3 separate regions of the Homo sapiens genome follow, and all the other regions are linked to region 2. The links are chromatin contacts, found by Hi-C in ENCODE. All regions are on one chromosome and are shown on one strand. Each heading gives the region's core, a stretch centred on a gene start or an enhancer-like site at or near the end of the contact. The rest is flanking DNA. Distances are from core to core; before and after follow the strand shown.

Region 1 (4,360 bases), core at 1,385-3,884, 1.5 Mb before region 2:
GCTTTACATTTAATCCTCAGAGCATCTGCCACTATTTTGCCATGAAGTTTATTACTATCTCTGACAAAACAGTAGTAAGAACTAGGACTTATTCTTACTGTGAATTCTTAATCTGTTCTAAGTAACTCTGTATATTATTATCTCGTTCATCAGCACAACAGCTGTGTAAGTTAAGTACTATTATCCCCATTTTATGCAGGCCCAGAGTTTCAGTAACTTGGATAAGAACACAGATTATAACTGATGGTACTTGACTGAAACTTGAGCAGCCTAACTGGTTAACAGTAGTCCTGGAAGGGGAAGAGGCCAGTATCAACACTCCCATGTATAAGTTCTTGGCAAGAATAAGTTCAAAAAGGCAGGTTTAGAGGTCATGTCTAGCACAGACCATCATCAACATTGCCCCTCTCTTTCTCAAGAGTAAGGACAATGCTGCTGCTGAGGCAGGAATCAAGTTACATAAAGAGACCTCAGAAATCAATGGGATGGTTTTTTGGGTACATTGACTGGTTTAGCGCCTCTGTTCATTCGTCAAACATTTATTAAGCACCTGCTACGTGCAAAACACTGTTAACAGTGCACTACTGTGCACGCTCATTCTCAGAACAACAATCCTGCGATTCCTGGAGAGGGATGGTAGAAGAGGAGTGCTGCCTTGTTAACGAGGTTCTCCCAACTTCTTTTTTTCCTCGGGAATTGTTCTCTTTAATGTGGCACCAGCGGCAACCTTCATTCTTAGGTCGCACAAATCTGAGAAGGAAGAGAAAAACATTGCACGCAGGGCGAGACTTATATCTGGGAAGATGCGTCAGGAACTTGGGAGCACTTGGGATTCAGTCCCCTAAGGTGGTTCATGTACAGGCTGGTTTTCTAAGTGGAGAACAGATAATAGAATTTGCAGAGCCAGGAGCTCTGACTCCTGTGGCTGGGCTGACCTTAGGCTCCAGCCCGCAACCCCAGTAGGTTTCTGTGCAAAAATCTTTTGAGATGAATGCATACTTTGTCTTCTAACAATGCATTCGTGACAGCTGTCTATCCAATCGGTCCGCCTCCGTTCAGAGCAGTTCGTGCCACAGAAGCATCTCCTGCGCTATAGTTATGCAACCTCACTCGCAGCGGGAGTTATTTCCTCCGTTCTGGCTGCGCCAGATTCATGTAACACGCCTACCCTGGGCTTCAATGGAAGTCGTTCTCCATTAACAATCACTCCAGCTTTCCGAGATGAATGCCCTGATAGCATACCCCTTGCGCAGTAAGAATCCAGGCAGCGAGGCGAGGTGTTAAAACACACATACATTCTCATATTCTCTCTCTCTCTCTCTCACACACACACACACACACACACACACACACATACACTTCGTGCATGCAGCTAGGGGACTGCAGCAGTGCAACCAGGGGGACAGCAGGAGGAGCTCTCTTTGCAGTCCCTGCTTCTAACCCCCACTAACTAAAGATGAACTCATGCCAGTTCCATTCTTTGCTCTGCAAAGAAAACACACACACACACACACACACACACACACACACACACACACACACGGCAGAAGAGAGTAGCCTCCAGATTTCCCCTCTGAGCACACTGTCTTTCTAGCCTCTTCGTTCAAGCAACCCGGATATTCCAAGCAGAGTAACGGGGAGTAACGCGCCACAACAATGCAACCTCCCTAGCAGCTCCCCTCGCAGCTCCCACCCCCGCCCCCTTTCGCGGCGTGCCAAGAGTTTGGAGCGCGCGCACGCACACCGAGCACGGTGCAGGGAGGATATCCCTCCGCCTCCCTCCCCCTTTCTCCGCTAAGTGGCTCGACAACGATTTGGGAAATGAAGGGAGGAGGGAACTACTTTCCTGAAACTTGCTATGCTGCACATGACTTCGAGTTGCAGTGATTCGCCCGGAGGCCGCGGCTTTTAGTCCTACCCACACACCCTCACAGCCTGGGCACCCCGCTCGGCAGCCCCACCCCGCGCCCGCTCTGGCCTCCGGGGAAAGCGGGCGGCCGGGAGAAGTCGCGAGGGACTACTTCGCCTCCTTCTCTCGCGGGCGCCCCCGGTTCGGGCAGCGGCTGCGGCGGCGGAAGGAGCGGGCGGCGTGAGCGCTTCCGCCGCCCCCCTCGCGGCTCCCCTCTCTCGGGCGTGAGGAGCTGGCCCGCTGAGCTGCTGGTGGGCACTGGCTGGCGGGGAACCTGCAGCCGCTCTTGTCCTCTCCCGCCGCTTCTCGGGATCCTGCCCCCCGGACCCGGGCCCGCCCGCTCTTCTCCGGCCGGGTGGGAACGATCGGTTTGCCTGCCCCTCGCCTCACACGCTCCCCGCCGCCCCCTCCACCCCCCTGAGGAGGAGTCCCGGCTGGAGCGTGTCTGGAGGAATCCGCCGCCGCGGGGCCCCTAGCCCTGCTCTGCCGGCGCCTGAGGACCGACCCAGACGCCGCCGGGGGTTGAGGGGCAGCCGGCGGCGAGGCGGGAGATGGTGGGGTGGGCTCCGGCAGGACCGCGCCGCCGCTGCCCGGAGCCTGGGCTCGGCACCCCCCCGCCGGCCCCCACCGAGCGGAGCTCTGCTTCCTCCTCGCCGCATCCCTGAGGGAAGCGCCGCCTCTGCTCCCGGGTTCTCCGCCCGCCGACTCCTTCCTGGCCGGACCCCGCTGCGCTCCACCCCAGTGGCTGGAGGAGCAGCTCTCCAGTCAGCCTTTGCAGCCCCTCTCTTTTTCCCTTTCCACCGGGCCTCCTCGGATCCCTTGGCTGGGCACTGAGGCGGGGGAAGAGGCTGGGGTCGCCACGGCGGAGGTTGCTGCCGCCACCCCCCTGCGGGGGTGGCCGGGGTTCCCGGCTGGGGGGGTACCGTTCTGGGTGAGGCATCCACCATGGTGAGGCCCCTGTGCCGCTGCCCCCGCGCCCCCCCGGCCGCCGCTGCCTCCTGCCCCTCGGTGCTGCTGTTGCTCCCCCGCCTGCTGTTGCTCCTCCATCTCCAGATCGGATCACGGTGAGGGAAAGATGAGCGAGGAGACGGCGACTTCTGACAACGAGTAAGCGCCTCATTGATCTCGATTGCTAATCCCCCTCCCCCTATCCGCCCTCGGCTCTCCCCCAGACCCATCCGAAACTTGGGTGCCGGAAAGCTTGCGACCCTGGAGAGTTCGGTGCATCTTCTGGAGATAGCTGATTTCTTTAGCCATTTTTAGTGGCAGCACCCCTCCCCATCCTCCCACATTTAGCTGCTTTCTTTTGGGGTAGGGGATTAAGTGTTGGGAGAGGATGGCAATTGTACGTCTATGAGAGGGAATAATGTGGATGGATGGAAGTGGAGTAGAAACTACCCCTTTGCCTGTGAGACCCCTGTCCCGTCCTTTTTCACTCACATACCAGTCACCATACCTTCAGTATCCATCCTACTTCCTTTATAGCTGTTTCACTTGGAAACTAATGTGTGGGAGCACCTCCTGCAGCAAACTGCTCTTGAATCTTAATTCGATGAGTCAGTGACTCTTAAATACCGATTAAGCCTTCACCCTCTCCCCCCTCCCCCTTTTAAACTTATGACCTGTAAGATTCTTGTAAAAAATAGGGTTAGGGAAACATTTTTAGAATTTAATAGGATTAAGGACACCTGGAGTGTGGGCGATGTTGAGCTAGAGTTTACCTTTGTGAATATTGGACGTGTCTTCAGGAACGGAGAAGAATTTTGAATGCTAATTTTTACCTTTCAGCTATGTGAAAACACATGATTTACGTTGATGTAACCGAATTTACATTGCTGAATATGTTGGTGATTTCATTAACTTTTAGAGCATTCCGGTTTAAGTTTTAGCTTATTTGGGCTTTCTCCTTGCTTTCCAAACGAAATACTTCGTCTTTTAAATGTTTTGCTTTAACGTGACAGCTGCGTGGAGAAATAATGGTTGGCAACACTTTTCTATTGAGAAGGGATTTAATTCCAAGCAGAATATTAGCATCCGTTTTCTTGTAATTAAGTTCAACTTTTGTTTATCTTCGGAGGGTTGGAAAGAGTTAAGTGAGTTAGGACTTAGTCATTTGGATGCATTCCTTTAAATACAGTGCATTACTAAAGTCAGACCTTTTTGAAATAACTTTTTAAAGTCTGTACCGAGTCCTGTTTAACGTAAAATAGCTAGAGAAAGGCCAAACAACATTTCCTCCTCCCTTACTCCCTCCCCACCCCAAAACACACGCTTCTGCTGAGCGGGTGTAGAAGGAGGTACATTGCTGCAGTGTCAGTGCAGTGTAGAAGCAGAAGTGGCAGCCATGTTCTGTCTCTTTTTGTGAATCGCCCTCATTTGCATAGCACACTCTTCATTCATAAAAAAAATAATTAAACATCCATCACCTTGGACATCTTGAAAGGATTTCCC
Region 2 (4,300 bases), core at 471-2,970:
ACAAGTATCAAGACTCAATAACAAGAAAACAAAGGATTTGGACACACACATCACCCCAGATGATGTACGGATGGCAAAAGAGCACATGAAAAGATGTTCAACATCATTACCCCTCAAAAAAATAAAATAAAAATCACAATGAGATACCACTACACACCTATTCAAATGACAAAAATTAATTTTTTAGAAAACTGACAATACCAAGTGCTGACAAAGTTGGAGAGCAACTGTAACACTCATATTGCCAATGACAATGCAAAATCATCACTTTTCAAAACTGCTTAGCAGTTTCTTATAAAGTTAAACATATATTTACCATATGACTCCACAATCTCATTCATATTTACCCAAGAAATGAAAACATATTCACACACACAAAAAAAAACCTGTACATGAATATTTATACCAGCTTCATCAATAATAGCCAACAACTGGAAAGAACTCATCCAAATATGCCTCAAGTAGGAAATGGATAAATATACTACCGTAGATCCATACAATGGACTATTACTCAGCAACATAAAGGAACAACTGATACACAGAACATGAATGAATAGCAACTGCATGATGCTAAGCTGAAAGAAGCCTGATTCAAAAGGCCACAGGGTGTTTGCTTCCATCAATATGACATTCTGGAATAGGCAAAATTACAGGAACAAAAAACTAGGAAGTTGTTGCCAGGGATGGCGTTAGGGGAGGGATTAAATACAAAGAGCACTAGGGAATTTGGGGTTCATGATGAAACTTCCGTATGCTGATTGTGGTGGTTGGTAATTACATAACTGTATACATTTGTCAAAACTCACAGAACTGTAGATTAAATGGGTGAGGCTTACCATAAGTAAGTTATACCTCAATTTTAAGTTAATATATTTGTGCCAATCTTTCTTTAGTTATGCTCATACATCCATAAAATATATTAGAATTGCTGAGTCAAAGAACACTTATGTTTCAAATTTTGGTAGTTCGCCAAATTGTACTCCAAAAAGGCTGCACCAAATTACACTACTTCCCCTACACTGGGCTGGGGCCCATCTGGTTATGTCAAAGCTGTTTCATCTTCTCCAGTCTCATAGGTGTAAAAGGTATCTGTGAATTTGGTTTACATTTCTTCACGAGAAAAGTTGAGTCTCTAATCAATTGTTTGCTGTTTGCATCTTTTTATTTTTCCTGTGAAATGCCTATTTGCATCCTTTGCCGTTTACGGTCTAGTTTAAATGGCTGGTGATCAGTTCTAGATCTTGGTGGGAAGATCCAAATCTCGGGAAAGTAGAAGCCTTGGTTACAGGTCCTAATGTTAGGTGATTCCTGGAGAAATAGCCTCCGCGGAGGCAGAAGCCGCTGGGGCCCCGCCCCCAATGAGCCCGCCCCCGCCCTCTCATTGGCCCTGTCCGCTCTCCCTGACAGTCCATCTACATGCCAAGCGGCCCGACGCAGCTCCGCCCCGCCCACTCCTCGGCGCACCGCCCCGCGACCGAGCTCCGCCCTCATCTGCGCGGCCCCTCACCTTCCCGCCGGGCCTCCTCGAGGAACTGGCCGCCGTCAGTCAGGGCGCAGATGGCCGCAGAAGCGCGCCGCAGACACTCGCCGCGCCAGCCACTTACCCCCAGAGGAGAGGGGTCTCTCCCGCCACCTCAGCCTCTCTGGTAGTGGAAGAAGCCGCCGGTCCAGATCCCTCCTGCCTGTGGGACCGCTGTTTCCCTGGCAACCAGATGCGCGATGCTTCCGGTCTCGCGATAGCGGAAAGGGCTGTACCATCCGGAAATGGGACCGGGGCCGGCGGCTGTTGGAGCCCTGCGAGCTGGGACGGCCGGCGTGTGTCCTTCCGTCTTCGCTGCCGACGGTGGGGGTTGGGAGCGATTTTTCGTCTTTAGGTTGGATTCGGAACGCGGACGTCTGGATGCTTGTGTATCTCTGTCCCTCATATTGCTGTGATGCCTTACAGGTCAGTTATCCTCTCCGAGCACAGTTTCCTCCTCCGTAAAATGGGAACAATAATAATTCCCTTCTTACAAGACTTGTGCAGCTCAAAAAGACCATGTATGTGAAGCTCTAGTAAATTTGGGGTGCTATGGAAATTTTAAAAATATGAGTTTTGCACAGATTCGGCTACAGTCCAAAAAGAGTTATAATTGCTTTTTGCACCTTCTTTCATTTCGTAGTTTCTCTAATTCTCAGTGCACGAAAATTATTTCCCTACGTCCACAAACTGATTTTCCTCACCTCCATTGCCATCATTTCTCCTGCTTTCCAGTCTGAACAGCACATTACCGTTTACAGGGCATTTTCACATTCATGGCCCCTTTGTCCTCATTGTTTTAACTAGGTACGATGTGGTTTTTTTTCAGCGAAGCAAATAGTCGTAGGCTGAGTTGCCGAAAGAACACAGCTGCAGTCTAGGCGAGTGCTGGGTATAAAAACCTGGCTATAAATGCCATCCCTATGCTCCTGAATCCTGCATCTTATCACCAGCCCAGACTTCCCTGAACTCCAGACTCCTTTACCTAACTGCCTATTTGGCATATCCACTTAGATGTGTAAGCATCTCAAACTTAACACGGGAAAAAACAACTTCTCCAGAGTCCCCCACCCACTTTCTATCCATCTCAGCAAATGGTAATTTCAGCCTGCCATGCCTAGACCAAAAACCTTGGAGTCATCCTCAATTCTTCTTCCTCTCTCACTCTACAATCTATTTGTCCTATCAGCTCAACATTCAAAATATATTCAGAATCCAAACATTCGTCACAACTTCAGTGCTTCCATTCAGGTTCATACTGACATCATCTCTAAATGATAAGGCTTTCTGTTGGCTCTCTGACCTCCACTCCTACCTACTGCTTTCCCCTGGTAAACCTGGTTCCAGCCTCACTGTCCTCATTGTTAGTGTTTCTGTGCAGGGATTTCTTCCCAGCATTTCTCAGGGAATTTATGTGGCTTTCCAAATCTCAAAAGAAAAAAAGTTGCAAACTGAAGAAAATGGGAGAAAGTATCCTAATCCTCCTATGAGAATTAAAACTTAGCAGCCGACCTAGAGATGTTACTGAAGAAATTCACCAATGTCAAGTTGAAAACCAGCACAGGAAATGCTGAGTTCGAGGTTGAGGTGAACATTTTCAGGAACCAGGTCAGGAGCACTTGGGAGAGACATGGCCACAATCTCATCAGTCAGTCTTGTTTGTAGTTGGTGCCATGAAAGCCTATGTTCCTGGCCCTGTGTGCCGCTGGCAGTGAGTCATTCTTGCAAATAAAATATAAATAGGTTGATACTCATTGTATACTTTATACAAATTCTATGAGCAGTGTTCAAAAAAGTAACGGGTTTTGGATTCAAAGTAAATCCTTAAATTGACAGTTTCCAACCCATGATTCTGGGTAGTACAGTTAACCCTGCTAGGAGATCTATTATTTGAATACTCCTCAATAATGTTCTCTGTGTTTTCCAGCATTTGAATATTTGCTATAAACCCCACTTCTTGTAAACACTTCTAAATTTAATAGTTCTCATTTTTTAAACAAAGGCTTCAGATACTTGTAATAATGAGTAAAGAATATGAAGAAGGTAGAGAATATTTTAAGAATAAGATTTTGAGAACAGCTGGTAATTCTGATTTCCTGTTTCTGCATCCCAAAGATCAGTATCTGTCAGGAATTTGGAAACACTTGTTGTTCCTCCAGTCCAAATACACACACACACACACCAGCCTGAAATACAGTTTCCCAGCTATCCACCTGGTTTGCTCCTCTCTTTCCTCAGGCGTCCGCTTCCTCAGGAGGGCCTTTCCCAACCACCCTGTATAAAATAATTATCCCCATCTCCACACTCCCTACCCTCTGTCCCCTCAACCCTGCTTTATTTTTTTATGAAGAAGAGAGATGACATTATTTGGATTTTGATATTAAACAGCTAGGTTATCTTAGGTAAATACATAAGCTTTTGTGGGCCACAGTTTCTTCATTTGAAAAATGAAGTTGGACTAGTTTTGCAGTGCTTAACTGCACAGAGCATTAGAATCACCTGGGGAGACTTCATAAACTACACAACCAGGGGTGTACCTGAGATCAAATGAATCTAGGCCTTCTCAACTTTAATGTGCAGACAAATCACCGAGGAATCTTGTTAAAAATGCTGATTCAAAAAAAAAAATGTTGATTCAGTATCAGGTGAGACCTGAGACTAACAGGCTCCTAGATGATGCCAATGCTCCCCGTCCACCGACCGCTGTTTACCTAGCGGCAAGACGAGATCATTGCCAAGTGCCTGCACGGTTCTCATACACCATAAACGAAGGCCATTCTT
Region 3 (4,453 bases), core at 716-3,215, 1.3 Mb after region 2:
AACTTTTACCACACATAATGATCTCAAATTGTTTTATAGGAGGAGGAGCTTGGAAATTTCAAACATAAAATGCAACTAGAACAGAATATTATTTGGCATTAAAAGCAAATGAGGCCATGTGCGGTGGCTCATGCCTATAATCCCAGCACTCTGGGAGGCCAAGGCAGGCGGATCACTTGAGGTCAGGAGTTCGAGACCGGCCTAGCCAACATGGTGAAACCCCGTTTCTACTAAAAATACAAAAATTAGCCGGGTGTGGTGGCAGCCGCCTGTAATCCCAGCTACTGGGGAGGCTGAGGCACGAGAAGTGCTTGAACCTGGGAGGCGGAGGTCGCAGTGAGTCGGGACCCCGCCACTGCACTCCAGCCTGGACGACAGAGCGAGACTCAGTCTCAAAAAAAAAAAAAAAAAGGAATTAAGTACTGATACCTGCTACAACACGGATGAACCTTGAAAACACCATGTTAAGTGAAACAAACTAGGCAAAGAAAGATACATATGTTTCTTTTTTAGGTAAATTTAGGCAAAAAATATATTAATAGTTACCTAAGACTGGAGGGAGGGGGAATGGGGAGTGACTGCTAAATGGCTTCTAGAGATTCTCTTTTAGGGTGATGAATTAAATAGTGGTTGATGGCTACAGAATTTAATAAATATAGTTTCAGAAAATTACTTAATTATACGCTTTAGAAAGCGGAATTTTTTGGTATTTGAATCATATTTCAATAAAGCTATTATTTAATTTAAGTTGCCACTGAAAAGCCACAATAATTTTGTTGTGGAGGAAATAATGAAAGTCACTGACTGGAAAAGTAACCTGTGACGTTAGCCAGGTCAACCTCCAAATTCCTTCCCCCATTTCTAACAAGTACATCAAACTAGAGACAGTGTGTGAATCAAAGAATTCCAGGCACAGTTGGCTGTTAACTAGAATAGTAAGTGGCTGCCTAGGTTCTGTCATTCCTAAACTGTAGGGGGCTTCTAGCCTCGGAGATTACGGAAGTAGTACTTTCCATTAGCGAGCTCAAGAAGGAATGTCAAAATAGGATGACACTTTCCTAGTCGCTATGTAAAAACCTAAAAAACCAGAAGAGGTGTCATCTAGACACTCCCAAGTCTATGCAGGTGTCAGCCTGCCCCCACCCAACACCAGCCAGCAGCGTGCACCATTCAACCGTATCTCAACTTGCCCCTTACAAAATGACACACTAACAAGCCCTTAGATCTCATTTGTTTAAAATGACAGATACACAACCTTCACGGGGTTCCCACTCAAGGCCTTCCAGCCTCCGCCCTGCCCCTGCCCACCCCCAAACCTACACACGTGTTAGCCCGACACCGCCCCACCGGGTCCCACGTGCACCTGGTCTAACACACTCCCCACGTGTGGGCGCCCCACGGGCTTCCTCAGGTGGCTGAGGTCACCGCATGACCCCGGGTCTCCAGAGATATGAAACGGGAAGGACAAGGCCCTAGTCCCTGAGGTCCCAACCCTGCGGGGAGTGTCCACACCCATCCTCCATACTAACCCCAACAAATCCAAGGGCCGGGGGCGACGGCCCCTTTAAGACGCGGCCCAGTTGTCGCCCGCAGAGAGGGGCGCAACAAGACCTACACAACCCCCACTCCGTTCGCCCGCCCACGTCTAGTTGCCTCACCTCGGGCCGCCTGGCCCCGCCGCCGCGACGGCGGCGGAGGGGGGGCGGGGTGCGGGCGGGGTCCGGAGGGGGGGGTCGCCCCGCCGACGGTGGAGCCGCGGTTCGCTCTCTGAGGCCGTGGGACGGTGACTGCGTTGGGCGTGGACGCTCCTAGCTCGCTCCCTCCGCGGCTCCTGGGACCCCAAGATGGCGGCGGCGCTGAGGCGGCTGCGGGCGCTGGGCCGGCGGCGGCGGCGGCCACTTTCACTCACTGAGAGGAGCGGAGCAGGGACACGGGGAGCCATGGCGGGGGGGAGGAGAGGCGCCATAGCCAGGCCAGAACAATCGAGCCGCTACACGGGTGGCTTACCCCCACCCCGCCCACACTCACTGCTCGTCGCCTGCCCGTGGCCACCCGTAGTGCCGCTGCCGTCGGCCTCGCGCAGCTCGCACCCCGCCGCTGCCACCTGACGCCCCGTGCGAACCGGGGTTCGAGGGGAGACCCTGATCCATGCCATCTGAGTACAGATTAGTCGGGACTGGGACTGGCGAAGATTGCCGAAAGGCGGCGGGGAGGAGGAGGAGGATGTCATCGCTACAGTGAGCAAGCAGATCTCGCAGGAGAAAATGTCGCGAGAGCTTTCCAGGCCCGCAACCGCCGATGCAAGGTTACTTTTCCCGGAAGTAACGTCAATCGAAACCGCCCGGGATCCTGGGATATTTGTTCCCGCAGGCTAGAGGTGGGAAGGTGCAGCCAAGTTGATAAGATCTCTTTAGGGGAAGGAGAGGCTCGCAGCTGGTATTTTGTTACTAGTTTCTGACCCCTTTGGATGGGGTTGTAGATTGTCGGGGAAGTGCCTGGTGTGTAGTTCGACTACTATACAGTAATTAGTTTGGGGCTCCCATTTAGACTCTGGGAGCAAGAACGCTATAGGTTGGGTAGGACAGCATAGTTAGATAAGATGTCTACGTGAAGGTTGTGGGATACAAGGACTTGGGAACACGCAGACCTGTTATCGGAAATGCCAGCCTGTTCTCACATCCACACAGTGTGCCTCTGAAAAGCGAATAATTGCTTTTACCTGTGCCAATTCTACAATTTGAGTCCACTGCCACCCACATTTACTAAACTTGGGGTCTCGCTATGTTGCCCAGTCTACTGGGCTGGTTCCCAGTCTCCTGGCCTGAAGTGATCCTCCTGCCTGGAAGGATCACCTCAGGCCAAACGTCTCAGAGCAGTCCATTAGACTGGTCAACATAGCGAGACCCCGTCTCTACAAAAAAGACAACATAATAAATGTAATCGACCCAACTACCAGGATGTGTGGTGAGAATTGCCTAGGGTAAGGCCTAGGTGTAGATAAGAATTAGAACTTACTGAAAGTTAAATATGCTGTTAATTCAGTTCCTTTGGGTCTCATTCTTTAATCCATTTTAACCTGGCCCTTAGCATTTAACTAAAAAGTACTTTATTAAGGTCATCAAGTAGCCTTCTTGTGCTGAGTTAACTGACCTTTAAAAAGTTAAATTTGTGTCAGGGTGCAGTGCCACACGCCTGTAATCCCAGCACTTTGGGAGGTCAGGTGGTCGAATCACCTGAGGTCAGGAGCTCGAGACCAGCCTGACCAATATGGTGAAACCCCATCTCTACTAAAAATACAAAAATTAGCCGGGCGTGGTGGCGGGTGCCTGTAGTCCAGCTACTTGGGAGCCTGAGGCAGGAGAATCGCTTGAACCTGGGAGGCGGAGGTTACAGTGAACCGAGATCGCACCATTGCACTCCAGCCTGGGCAGCAAGAGCGAAATTCCGTATCAAAAAGAAAAAAAAAAAAATCCATCTCAAAAAGAAAAAAAAAAAGTTACATTTGCAAGCCAAGCGCGGTAGCTCACGCGTGTAATCCCGGCACTTTGGGAGGCTGAGGCGGGTGGATCACTTGAGGTCGGGATTTTGAGACCAGCCTGGCCAACATGGTGAAACCTCGTCTCTACTGAAAAAAAAAAAAAAAAAAAAAAAAAAAGATTAGCCGGGCGTGGTGGCGGGCACCTGTAATCCCAGCTACTCGGGAGTCTGAGGCAGGAGAATCTCTTGAACCTGGGAGGCAGGGGTTGCAGTGAGCCGAGACTGAGCCACTGTACTCCAACCTGGGACAGAGCGAGACTCTGCCTCAAGAAAAAAAACCAAGAGTTAAATTTGCTTGAATGCATGGCCAGGCACGGTGGCTCACGCCTGTAATCCCAGTACTTTGGGAGGCCTAGGCAGGCAGATCACGAGGTCAGGAGTTTGAGACCAGCCTGACCAACCTTGAAACCCTGTCTCTACTAAAAATACAAAAATTAGCTGGGCATGATGGCGCGCGCCTGTAATCCCCCCAGCTACTCAGGAGGCTGAGGCAGGGGAATCGCTTGAACCCCGGAGGCGGAGGTTGCCGTGAGCGGAGATCTAGCCATTGCACTCCAGCCTGGGCAACAGAGTAAGACTGTCTTTAAAAAAAAAAAATGCTTAAAGGCAAAAGTATGATATATAATTGGCCCTTATATCTGCGGGTTCAATATCCGTGGATTCAACCAACAGCAAATCAAAAATACTCAAAAAATAGGCTGGGCTCAGTGGCATACACCTGTAATCCCCAGCACTTTGAGAGGCTGAGCCAAAGTGTCACTTGAAGCCAGGAGTTACAGATTGGCTTGGGCAACAAAAGAAGACCCCATTTCTACCAAATGTTCAAAAAATAAATAATAACTCATTTCAAAATACACTATAATTATTTGCATAACATTTGCATTGTATTGGGTATTATAAGTAATCTAGAGATGAT

The links. A loop is a pair of places that touch in the nucleus more often than their neighbours do. Pooled maps may share reads with other maps.
Region 1: a map of CD8-positive, alpha-beta T cell shows a loop between it and region 2 (11-fold over the local background). The contact joins the promoter of SPRED1 here to the promoter of FSIP1 in region 2. A Hi-C loop is called at or near these places in 2 of 168 maps with a recorded cell type or tissue (CD8-positive, alpha-beta T cell and gastrocnemius medialis), 1 of 37 single-sample maps with no recorded cell type and 12 of 50 pooled maps.
Region 3: a map of CD8-positive, alpha-beta T cell shows a loop between it and region 2 (25-fold over the local background). The contact joins the promoter of INO80 here to the promoter of FSIP1 in region 2. A Hi-C loop is called at or near these places in 2 of 168 maps with a recorded cell type or tissue (CD4-positive, alpha-beta T cell and CD8-positive, alpha-beta T cell), 1 of 37 single-sample maps with no recorded cell type and 6 of 50 pooled maps.

What each region holds. Positions count from the first base shown.
Region 1 is chr15:38,250,202-38,254,561 of GRCh38, forward strand. It overlaps SPRED1 (sprouty related EVH1 domain containing 1), which reads left to right and starts at 2,635. Exons shown (of 7, transcript NM_152594.3): 1 at 2,635-3,016. The coding sequence starts at 2,985. RefSeq lists silencers at 1,985-2,284, 2,295-2,344, 2,445-2,544, 2,725-2,784, 2,795-2,844 and 2 more.
Region 2 is chr15:39,781,121-39,785,420 of GRCh38, forward strand. It overlaps FSIP1 (fibrous sheath interacting protein 1), which reads right to left and starts at 1,721. Exons shown (of 12, transcript NM_152597.5): 1 at 1,508-1,721. LOC105370941 (a long non-coding RNA gene) reads left to right here and starts at 1,786. Exons shown (of 1, transcript NR_135665.1): 1 at 1,786-4,300. RefSeq lists a silencer at 1,351-1,530 and an enhancer at 1,831-1,960.
Region 3 is chr15:41,114,315-41,118,767 of GRCh38, forward strand. It overlaps INO80 (INO80 complex ATPase subunit), which reads right to left and starts at 1,966. Exons shown (of 36, transcript NM_017553.3): 1 at 1,659-1,966. RefSeq lists enhancers at 828-1,608, 1,234-1,283, 1,364-1,413, 1,464-1,543, 1,609-2,388 and 2 more and a silencer at 1,644-1,913.